Linked DNA regions of Homo sapiens: region 1 is linked to region 2. A link is a contact called in ENCODE Hi-C or POLR2A ChIA-PET data. All regions are on one chromosome and are shown on one strand. Each heading gives the region's core, a stretch centred on a gene start or an enhancer-like site at or near the end of the contact. The rest is flanking DNA. Distances are from core to core; before and after follow the strand shown.

Region 1 (5,359 bases), core at 1,303-3,802, 250 kb before region 2:
GCCTCAGTGGGATGAGCCAGGTCACATCCACCTATGCATCTGTGGGCGGAGGCTGGCTCCACTGCCAAAGGGAAGGGACATGGGGCTCCATGCCCATCTGAAGATTCCAAGTTTTGACTATTTTCAAGCGACCCATGGCTCATGGTAATTTGCAGTTTTGTTGATGCACTGATTTGACTTGAATGTGCTCTCCCAAGCTGATGAGTGAGAGGGCAGGAGCAGGGCCCTTGGCTGGGGATGAGCCCAGCTGGCTGTCCAGCATGGCTTTGTATTCCCGACTCATTTCCTCATGGGGCCTCTTAGGCAATGATCAGCCTAGTAGGTGGATGCGCATTAGCTAAACATGAGTTTTGGATAGATTGAAGTGCCCAGTGTTGATTTCAGCAGCTCCGAGCCAACAAGGTCATCCATGTACTTTCTGTGAAAGCAAGAACAAGTCCGTCGTGAAGAGGGTCCCGTGAGGACTTTAGCCGGTTCAGAAGTTACTGATCAAGTGAGAGAGAAAACTCCTGTAACAGCTGGAATGGCAGTTTCTTGTGGCATGAAGGCACGTGAGCAATAAACACAAATACCCCTCATAATGGAATTGTGGATCAGGAGAATTCTAGGACTCTGCAAATTTAGAGATTTACCAGGCTTCCAGGATCCACTGCAAGAACAGACAGTATGGAAGACGCCCCATCTACAGCCATCATTGCTGTCGCTATGCCATCATGATACTCTTCTCCACTAAGCCCAGACTGGGTCTCAGAATCTTTCTCTATCCAGCATTCCAGGCAGCCACTACCAGCGGGCTGGAGCTGGTGTGAAAGATGAAACCTATTTTGCCATCCCTATTGGTGTTGGGTTTTGCTATCCAAGAGGCATGCAAGGCCCAGAATGTTCATCCTCTGAGGATATGATGCAACTCTGAGGATGTCAGAGCCTCACCTGACTTGGGTAGAACACAAGGAGGTGGATGAATAGCATCGTGTGGCTGGCGGCTTCCCAGATCACGGGTTTTATCTAGTCTTAAAGCAAAACACAAAACCACCTCCTTTCTGCCAGTAGGTGGCACTGCAGGCCGGCACGCAGCTGCTGGCAGTAGTCAAGTGATTCTACCCACTGATTTACTTTTCTCTCCCACTGACTTAGTGCTGCGCTGGACTCTCCCCACGGTTAGCTCTAGCCAGCCAAAAAGGACTTCAGGTGCTCTGGAAATGTTTGCTAAATATGCCCGAGTGACGAGCCGATTGCTCTTGCCGGCAATTACTGTGATTGTGTGTATGGATGCACACATATTAAGTTTGTGCAACAGGATAAAAATCGTACACGTACGTGTATTTATGTGGGTGTGTGTAATGGGCCAGATATCTCAGCCAATGACTCTGTGTGTGTGTGTGTACTCACTATGTGTACAGATGGTTATCTCTGTTAACTGAGTGTCCTGGGACCCACATACTGATGGCCAGCCCTAGGATAGTTGTACCCATTTCCATCATAACATGGGCATTTGCGTATGTGCAGCTTGGGGGCCACCGAGACCAGCCCCCAACCTCTGGCCAAGAAAGTCTTGGCTCCTAACCCTCTGCCTCCTACCCCTACTCCTGAGCCTTGGGAAGGAAGTGGTAGAATCTGTGTAAGGGCAATCCTTTTGACTATACCTGCCTCATCATCTCCATTTGTTTCTTCCCTCCCCCTAACAGTGCCAAGGCCAACGTGTCCAGTTGGGCAGATTGTGCACTGCAAAAATCTAGAGGGCGCCATTGGTATTGTGACATGGGTAGTACCTATTAGACACCTGCACAACCTGCCAACTGTATACAGATGCCCTGGTCATCTCATGGCCATGGCTACGAAAGTTGCCTTCCCTCCCCACTACCAGCCCTGCCCAACCTAGGCAAAGATTCCTGCCTCTGCTTGAGTGTTCTAATGTGGCCCAGAAGTGACTTACCATTGACCTTAATTGGGAAGTATCTCCCTGATGGGCCATCCCCTAGAGGCCTTTGGAATTCCATTTATAAAAGTGAAATGTGGCTGGGAACTTTTCAGTTACTCATCTTTGCAAAGTGAAAGCCTCTGTAAGGCAAACCAAAGCTGTGAAGACTGGGGTCACTGACTCCCACACTCCTGGCCTGTGGGTGAATATATGCCTTCATGGCCATCTGCCACGGAATTAGGGTAAAGGCCTCAAGGCTAGTCTTGTAGCTAACTGCCACCAAGAAGCCACCAAGAAAATCACTGAGGTCACCCTAGACTGGATGCCTGGGCCAGGGTCACAAACCCCAATGCCTACAGGGGCGAGGCAGGAAACATAAATGAGTGGAGAGGATTAAGCCAGTTCTTCACTGAGAATGGAGAACACTGTGGTCTGCCATGGTTGCTGCCACATGGGAATGTGGCCTGAGGTTGCCGGATAGTCCGCCCCATTTTTGAAGAGAAGCTGGGAATCTGGACTTTTAAATGTTGGCAACTATTTTGAATTTAGAAAACACCATCTGGGCCAAATAAAACATATTCTGTAGGCGAGATCCGGCCCTTGAATCTCCAGTTTGCATCCGCTGGCCCAGGCCCAGAGACTTGGGTTTTTAAGACCCAAGTCACTGAGAGTCTGAGGATATTACACTCAGATTCTCAGTGATGGATATTTAAGAGACCTCAGAGATGACCTAGCTCAGCCTTTGTGTGTTCAAAACTGCGTATGTACAAACTTCTTTTTTTTTTTTTTTTTTTTTTTTTTTTTTTTTTTTTGAGACGGAGTCTTGCTCTGTCACTCAGGCTGGAGTGCAGTGGCACAATCTTGGCTCACTGCAACCTCCGCCTCCTGGGGTCAAGCAATTCTCCTGCCTCAGCTTCCTGAGTAGCTGGGATTACAGGTGCCCGCCACCATGCCCAGCTAATTTTTTGTATTTTTAGTAGAGATGGGGTTTCACCATATTGGCCAGGCTGGTCTCGAACTCCTGACCTCAGGTGATCCACCAGCCTCTGCCTCCCAAAGTGCTGGGATTACAGGCGTGAGCCACCACACTCGGCCTACGAACTTCTTTATTAATGTAATAGCGCACATATACTTAACTTCTGGTTTCTACTTAAGAGCATCTCAATAACCTCCGATATAGAATACGATGAAAAATGAAACCTGTGTGCATAATGTGCTTGTATCTACCTGTCAGAAGCCCTTTGCTTTGATAGCATTTGCTGCCTCAGTCTTCCTCATCACCCAACCTCTCTGGGTTGCTTGTTATGATAAACCTAAGTGCCTCCGTAAATGGTTAGAGCATGTGTTTCTTCGTCTTTGTGACTTCCCTTGTCTGGGAATAAGACTGCTTGTACTTCTCCCAGCTTTGCCCTCTTTGGCCTACTAGTAGCACACCCCATCGATCCAGACCTGTCTGGCTCTTTGTAACATTTACCTGGTCACATGATAAAGGGTGCTGAGTGCTTGCCAGTGTGGGTCCCTGTCACTTCTCATGCATGTCCTATACCTTAATTTTACCACATGTGCTTCTGCTTCTTAAAAGCCATTCAAATAAATGGAGAGGGTTTTAATTAACTTACGTTGTCTTGTTTTTTCCCCACAATTGTATTCACAAACTGGCATATGGCCCCTCATGAAATGCTAATGGTGACGTAGGTAATGAAGAGGCCTGGGACCCGATTCATCCACTAGTGCTGGGATCTTTCTGTAGAATCTGTCCCAGCACATGAAGACCACCCTGAGGGGAGATTCCGCAATGGACAGCAGCCTGAGAGCATCAGAAGGCAAGCTTCCCCCAACAGGGCTCCTCACATGGACTCGGTGTTCCCATCTGGAACTACCAAGGGTGGGGATGGAGAGGGAGGAAGAGAAGATGAGAAAGGATGTGAGATGAAGGAAGAAGGGGATAACTCAGACTCCAGCCCTCACATCATTCTTCTTCCTGCACCCCAGGGTCTTCCTACACCCCAGGGTCTTCCTGCACCTCAAAGTGTCTGCAGAGCAGGAATCCAAGAGTGGCTTTTCTGGGTGGTTCTTACTCAGAGCCTCTCATGAGGTTGTAGTCAAGCTGCCAGGTGGAGCTGCAGTCAATGGAAGGCTTGCCTAGGGCTGGAGGAGCTGCCTCCAAGATGGCTCACTCACATGGCTGTTGGCAGGTGACCAGAGTTCCTCACCACAATGTTACCTGAGTGTCCTCATGACATGGCTGTTGGCTTCCCTGAGAGTGAGTAATCCAAGAGAGCAAGGCAAAAGCCACACCATCTTTTATGACCTAGCCTTGGAAGTGACATGTCATCACCTCTAGCATATTCCATTGGTCACACAGACAAACCCTGATACAAGGTGAGAGGGGACTACGCAAGGAGGTGAATATCAGGAAGTGGAGATGATTAGGGGCCATCTTGGAGGTTGGCTACCACATATTATTATACCTCCATCAGTCTGGTATACCAGGGGCCCCCAAGGTTATGTTAACCGTTCTTCTGCCCTGTGGCAAGACTAGACTTGAATGTGTCTCCTGGATTCTCCAACCTGAAGTCCCCTTGCTTTCCCACCTGTCCCCACCCAGTCACCAGGAATGGAGAGAAATATGATTCTTCATCTACTTCCTTCCCACACCTCCTGTCCAACATTCCTTCAGGGGCCTTGGAGTCACCTACTTGGGGACATCATCGAAACTGTGTTCTGAGATGTCTTAGTCTCATGGTAAAATTTTTATAATGTCCATAAGGCCAGTGGTCCCAGAGCTGTTTGTCCTGTTTTATGACCAGTGGCCCATGTCCAAGGTGAGGGAAAGGCAGGGGTGGGGGAAGGGTGGCATCCTAACACCCCCTCCTTCCTAGGCCTTGGATATCAGCCCCAGCCTCTGGTGCCATAAATGAATCCTCTACTTTCTGACATGGTCTTGGACTGGATTTGGGAATAAAAACCCCATGATGTGATACAGATGTGACTGTGGCTTGGAGCTGGAACCAAAAAAAAAAAAAGGAGTAACCACCAGATAAAGAAATCACAGACATAATTCTTTCTCCTCCCGTGTGCACTCCCTTTTCAACTTGCAAAGCTCATCCATGACCTAAGGCCTATGTGTTCTGTTTTTTTTTCTTGTGCTTACTAGTAGCCAGTTTTATTTTCCAATAGGTCACTTAAAGAAACATTATTTTTGGCCGGGCGCGGTGGCTCACACCTGTAATCCCAGCACTTTGGGAGGCTGAGGCGGGTGAATCACGAGGTCAGGAGATTGAGACCATCCTGGCCAACATGTTTAGTAGAAACCCCGTCTCTACTAAAAATACAAAAATTAGCTGGGCATGGTGGCATATGCTTCCACCCTCAAGATCTCATAATCTCCCAAAGGCCCGACCTCCTAATATCATCACATTGGTGATAAGGTTTCAGCAT
Region 2 (4,878 bases), core at 245-2,744:
ACCTGGATACTTCTGACTAGAACTTGTATTCAGTTTTTTTCACTACACCAAACTGTCAACTAATTGAGTAAGTAGCAATGACTCTGTGCATAAGAAGTAGCACATTTCTTTCTTAGTTTTGCCCTCTTATACTGAAAAAAGATTGTGTTCCCTTAACATATACTAACTAGCAGAGAAGGAAGGAAGCCCAGAAGAAAGATGGAGAACTGAGGAAATCAGGCTAAGATTAGAATTTCTTCAGGACACACAAGGATATATACCTCAAGTCTTGCAGAGTAGATAGCATTTTGAATCCTAGAGCTCACATGGCTTATGAGAAATAAAGAATGTTCATCCAGTCAGTCAAATATTGTCTCATCTCCAACTGTGTATATACCAATATGCTAACTACATTAAGGGACACAAAAGTGAATTAACTGAGGGGATAGGACAAATGGATATAATCAGAAAATGTCAAAATTAGGTGGTATGTGATAAAAGCCAAGTGAGTTATACATTGTAAATGATTAAGAGATCAGGAGTAGTGAGCTGGGGAGATCAAAAGCCTTTATAAGGCCGGGCATGGTGGCTCACGCCTATAATCCCAGCACTTTGGGAGGCCGAGGTGGGTGGATCACCTGAGGTCAGGAGTTCGAGACCAGCCTGGCCAACGTGGCGAAACCCTGTCTCTACTAAAAATACAAAAAAATTAGCCAGGCAAGATGGTGCGTGCCTGTAATCCCAGATACTTGGGAGGCTGAGGCAAGAGAATCGCTTGAACCTGGGAGTCAGAAATTGCAGTGAGCCGAGATCGCACCACTGCACTCCAGCCTGGGTGACAGAGCCAGAATCCATCTCAAAAAAAAAAAAAAAAAAAAAGCTTTATAAAGAAGTGGACTTGAGCTATGACTTCAGAAATCAAATACCTAAAATGTATAAGGAGTGTCTGGGGTAACTGGATGTAGTGTATGGTCTATATAGGAAATAACACTGGAAAGATAGTGGGGATCAAATACATCCAAGACTGGAGACACAGAAATAGGCTAGTTCTGAAGGATACAACCATTTATCAGATCAGATGGCCTTCGAATTGCTTTGGGGGAAGGATAAGCACTTACAGAAAGAACTGTGAATACAGACAGAAGGTCAGGAAATCATTTTGGAGATGAAAATTTTAGAGGGCTATAGCATAATTTATGTCTGTTTTTTTCCCATAGGAACCATGTATGTATATGCTAGCTATCCAATCACACCAGCTCTCTGCATTCTTAACAGAGGGTCCTTTGTTCCAAACAGTAAGGCTCAAAAGAAACATAGTCTGATAAAATCACACTGAGATCAGTACTCCCAGCTGGTGCAAGGGCTGATGCCATTCCATAACACACCCTACAGGAAGCAGCCTGAGATACACAGCTGATTGATTTCCACAGCAGGAGCCTTGTGGCAGTGTGGGGTGGGGACTGGTCAGGCATAGAGAAAATTCTTCAGTCGCTGACTCAGATTAGTTCCCCAAGATCCTGACTCTATCTGTGTAAGTCACTCCCGGAAGCAACACTATTTCTTAACTAATTTTCTTAAAAGGAGAGGAAAACCACAGAAGCACCCCCAGCGAGTGGAACTATTTAATCAGTTAACTCTTACTTGTCATGGGATCTGAAGATGGCAAAAATCAAATTCCCTAGCTTTCTAGAAGTAAGCTGAATAATTCTTTCATTGTAAGGGGCCGTCATCCTGTGTATTGTAGGTTGTTTCGCAGCACTTACTAGATGCCAGTAGCAGCTTTTCCAGTCATAACAATAAAAAATGTCTCTGGGCCAGGCACTGTGGCTCATTCCTGTAATACCAGCACTCTGAGAGGCTGAGGTAGGCAGATCATTTGAGCTCAGGAGTTCAAGGCCGGCCTTGGCAACATGGTGAAACTCTATCTCTACAAAAAATACAAAAATTAGCCAGGAATGGCAGCATGCACCTGTAATTCCAGCTACTTGTGGGGCTGAGGCAGGAGGATCACTTGAGACTGGGAGGTCGAGGCTGCAGTGAGCCATGATTGTGCCACTGCACTCTAGCCTGGGTGATGGGAGTGAAACTGTTTAAAAAAAAAAAAAAAAAAAGGAGTGGCGGGGAGTGGGAGTCTCTGCAAAGCTATGCTTGGTTGACAACCACTGGTGTAGCATAAACTTTGGTGCCAAACAGACCTTCCCAATCCCAACTCTAATATTTACTTGCTATGTGGCTCGAACAAGTTATTTTAACCTCTTCAAGTCTTAAGTTTTCTTATCTGCAAAATAGGATTTTAAATGTCTGATTTAGAGTTTTTTTCAGAGATCATTTAGACTCAGATCTTTCTTACTGCATTTACCACTACATCAGTACCACTGTAATTCTCTGTATCTGTTTCCCTTACTATAGATGGTCTCTGACTTAACAATGGTTCAACTGAAGATTTTTCAACTTTATGATGGTGAAAGTGATATGCATTCAGTAGAAACCATACTTCAAGTACCCAATCATTCAGTTTCTCTATTTCAGTACAATATTCAATAAATTACATGAGCGAGTCAGCACTTTATTATAAAATAGGCTTTCTGATAGATGATTTTGCCTAACTGTAGGCTAATGTAAGTGTCTGAGTATGTTTAAGGTAGGCTAAGCTGAGCTATGATGGTCAGTAGCTACTTTTTTTTTTTTTTGGAACGAAGTTTCGCTCGTTGCCCAGGCTGGAGCGCAATGGCATGATCTCAGCTCACTGCAACCTCTGCCTCCCGGGTTCAAGCAATTCTCCTGCCTCAGCCTCCTGAGTAGCTGGGATTACAGGCGCTCGCCACCACGCCCGGCTAATTTTTGTATATTTAGTAGAGACCGGGTTTCACCATGTTGACCAGGCTGGTCTTGAACTTCTGACCTCAGGTGATCCACCCACCTCGGCCTCCCAAAGTGCTGAGATGACAGGCATGAGCCACCATACCCGGCTGTCAGTAGGTACATTAAATGCATTTCTGACTTACAATAGTTTCGAGTTATGATGGGTTTTTCCAGACATAATTTCACTGTAAGTCAAGGCACATCTGTACACTGTTAACTAGAGACTATCTGAGACTCCAGTACCCACCACAAGGACTAGCACAGAGCAACTGCCCAGTAAGGATGGGTTAAAAGGAATATGGAATCACTTCCTTTTAACCTCCATCCATGAACCATCACCATGTGTAGCAAAGATCCATATTTCAAATGACATGACTGGTGGTAGAAAAATAGTTTATGACGTCCTAGAGAGTAAGTGTATTCCATTAACCTTCTATAGTCAATAAGAGAGACTCGTAGTTGAAAAGCACTTAGTGGTGGCAAAGTAGGGAGGGTGCACATTCTACCCATAGCTGGGTTTTTCCAACTGGGACAGCTGAGACTTGTGAAGAATCCATTCAGCAGGAGACAGCCCTTTACAGTGATGGTTTGGTGCAGTGACCTGACACAACTCCCTGTGGAAGTCATTTTATTCCTAGTAAACCAGCAACTCTAACAATAAACGGCCCTTCAAAGAAACTCATCGTACTTCCTAGAAGCTCATAGCTTATTAGCGAGCTTGAAAGTGCCCAGGATATTTTTCTGAAGCTCCAGAACCAGCCTAAGGCTGAGACCATTTACCATTCATTTCTAGGCACAGTGAGGATCAGTCCTTTTCTGCAAGTCTGTGCTTATCTTAACCATGTTTACTAATCAACTACTAAACGATCAATACATACAAGTTCTGCACAGGATACATTCTAGTTTTTCTGGAAATATATTTCTTCCTTCTTATACAAATGATAAATCTTAGTTGTGAATGCTACATACTGATACTGTATGTGAAGAATTTTAGTAAACTCAAATCCAACTGCTCAGTCCTTTTCTTTGGTTACAGATATATTTGTTTGTTGCTTTTTTTTTTTTTTTTGAGATGGAGTCTCGCTCTGTCACCCAGGTTGGAGTGCAGTGGCGCGATGTCGGCTCACTGCAACCTCCACCTCCTGGGTTCAAGCGATTCTCCTGCCTCAGCCTCCTGTGTAGCTGGGACTACAGGCGCATGCCACCATGCCCGGCTAAGATGGGGTTTCACCATGTTGGCCAGAATGGTCTCGATCTCCTGACAGCGTGATCCACCTGCCTCAGCCTCCCAAAATGCTGGGATTACAGGCATGAGCCACTGCGCCTAGCCTGTTTGTTGCTTTAAAATCTCACCTTGCTATCAAATTTCCAGACAGATTTTTGTAAAATCTATCAATCCTTTCTTGATGATTTTACTACCTTCCATTCAATTTTACTACCTTCACTGGGGCATGAGGCTCCTTTAAGATGATGCAGTGGCTGCAAGCCTGGGATTTTGCTTGTGACACTGATATTTAAAATACAACTGGCAATATTTTAAAAGGGAGCTGGAAAAGGTTCAACATGAAGCAAACTTAAAGGCCTTAAAGGCTCCTTCACCTTCTCCACATCCAGTTGCTATGGTGGGGGTGGAGAGGATTATTACAGAGCATTGGAATTCTTTGTGGGGTGGGGAGGTGGGGGTGGTCACATAAGGGTTATAAATATCAGCAGCCAAACTCTTGGTTGGCTGTGGAGAACAACTGAGAGACTGTAGTCTCCCCTTAAAGGCACAGAACAAGGAAGCTCCCTGAAGTATGTCCACAAAGGAAGTTCCTCTTCTCTTTGGCAATGCATCATCAACCAAACACCTGCATCAACAACTGACAACTGTACGTAAATTCCAGCCAGGGAAAGTGACCAGGAGGTGTTAAGCCAGACACAGATTAAGGCCAGCAAAAATAAAGAATCCAGAGCCTGGCTTAAAGGAAAGCTGACTTAGAAGTGGTTGTTGCCACTACACACAGTCATAATCAGATTATCAGAAGGCTGCTTGTT

What was found. Hi-C counts contacts between places; a loop is a spot of excess contacts on that map. ChIA-PET counts read pairs that join two places held with the same protein, here RNA polymerase II (POLR2A). Pooled maps may share reads with other maps.
Region 1: a pooled map shows a loop between it and region 2 (2.1-fold over the local background). The contact joins two enhancer-like sites. A Hi-C loop is called at or near these places in 2 of 37 single-sample maps with no recorded cell type and 5 of 50 pooled maps. POLR2A ChIA-PET finds 5 or more read pairs at or near these places in 1 of 52 experiments (activated T-cell).

The regions. Positions count from the first base shown.
Region 1 is chr1:39,649,402-39,654,760 of GRCh38, reverse strand. NT5C1A (5'-nucleotidase, cytosolic IA) reads left to right here. Exons shown (of 6, transcript NM_032526.3): 6 at 1-3,532. Among named protein-coding and RNA genes, the nearest start is that of HEYL, 12 kb to the right of the region's middle. Within about 2 kb of position 2,552, at least 8 of the 41 ENCODE cell types and tissues checked have a DNase peak (open chromatin) inside an H3K27ac peak, as active enhancers do.
Region 2 is chr1:39,395,352-39,400,229 of GRCh38, reverse strand. The region is part of intron 58 of MACF1 (microtubule actin crosslinking factor 1); the gene reads right to left. Among named protein-coding and RNA genes, the nearest start is that of BMP8A, 94 kb to the left of the region's middle. Within about 2 kb of position 1,494, at least 33 of the 41 ENCODE cell types and tissues checked have a DNase peak (open chromatin) inside an H3K27ac peak, as active enhancers do.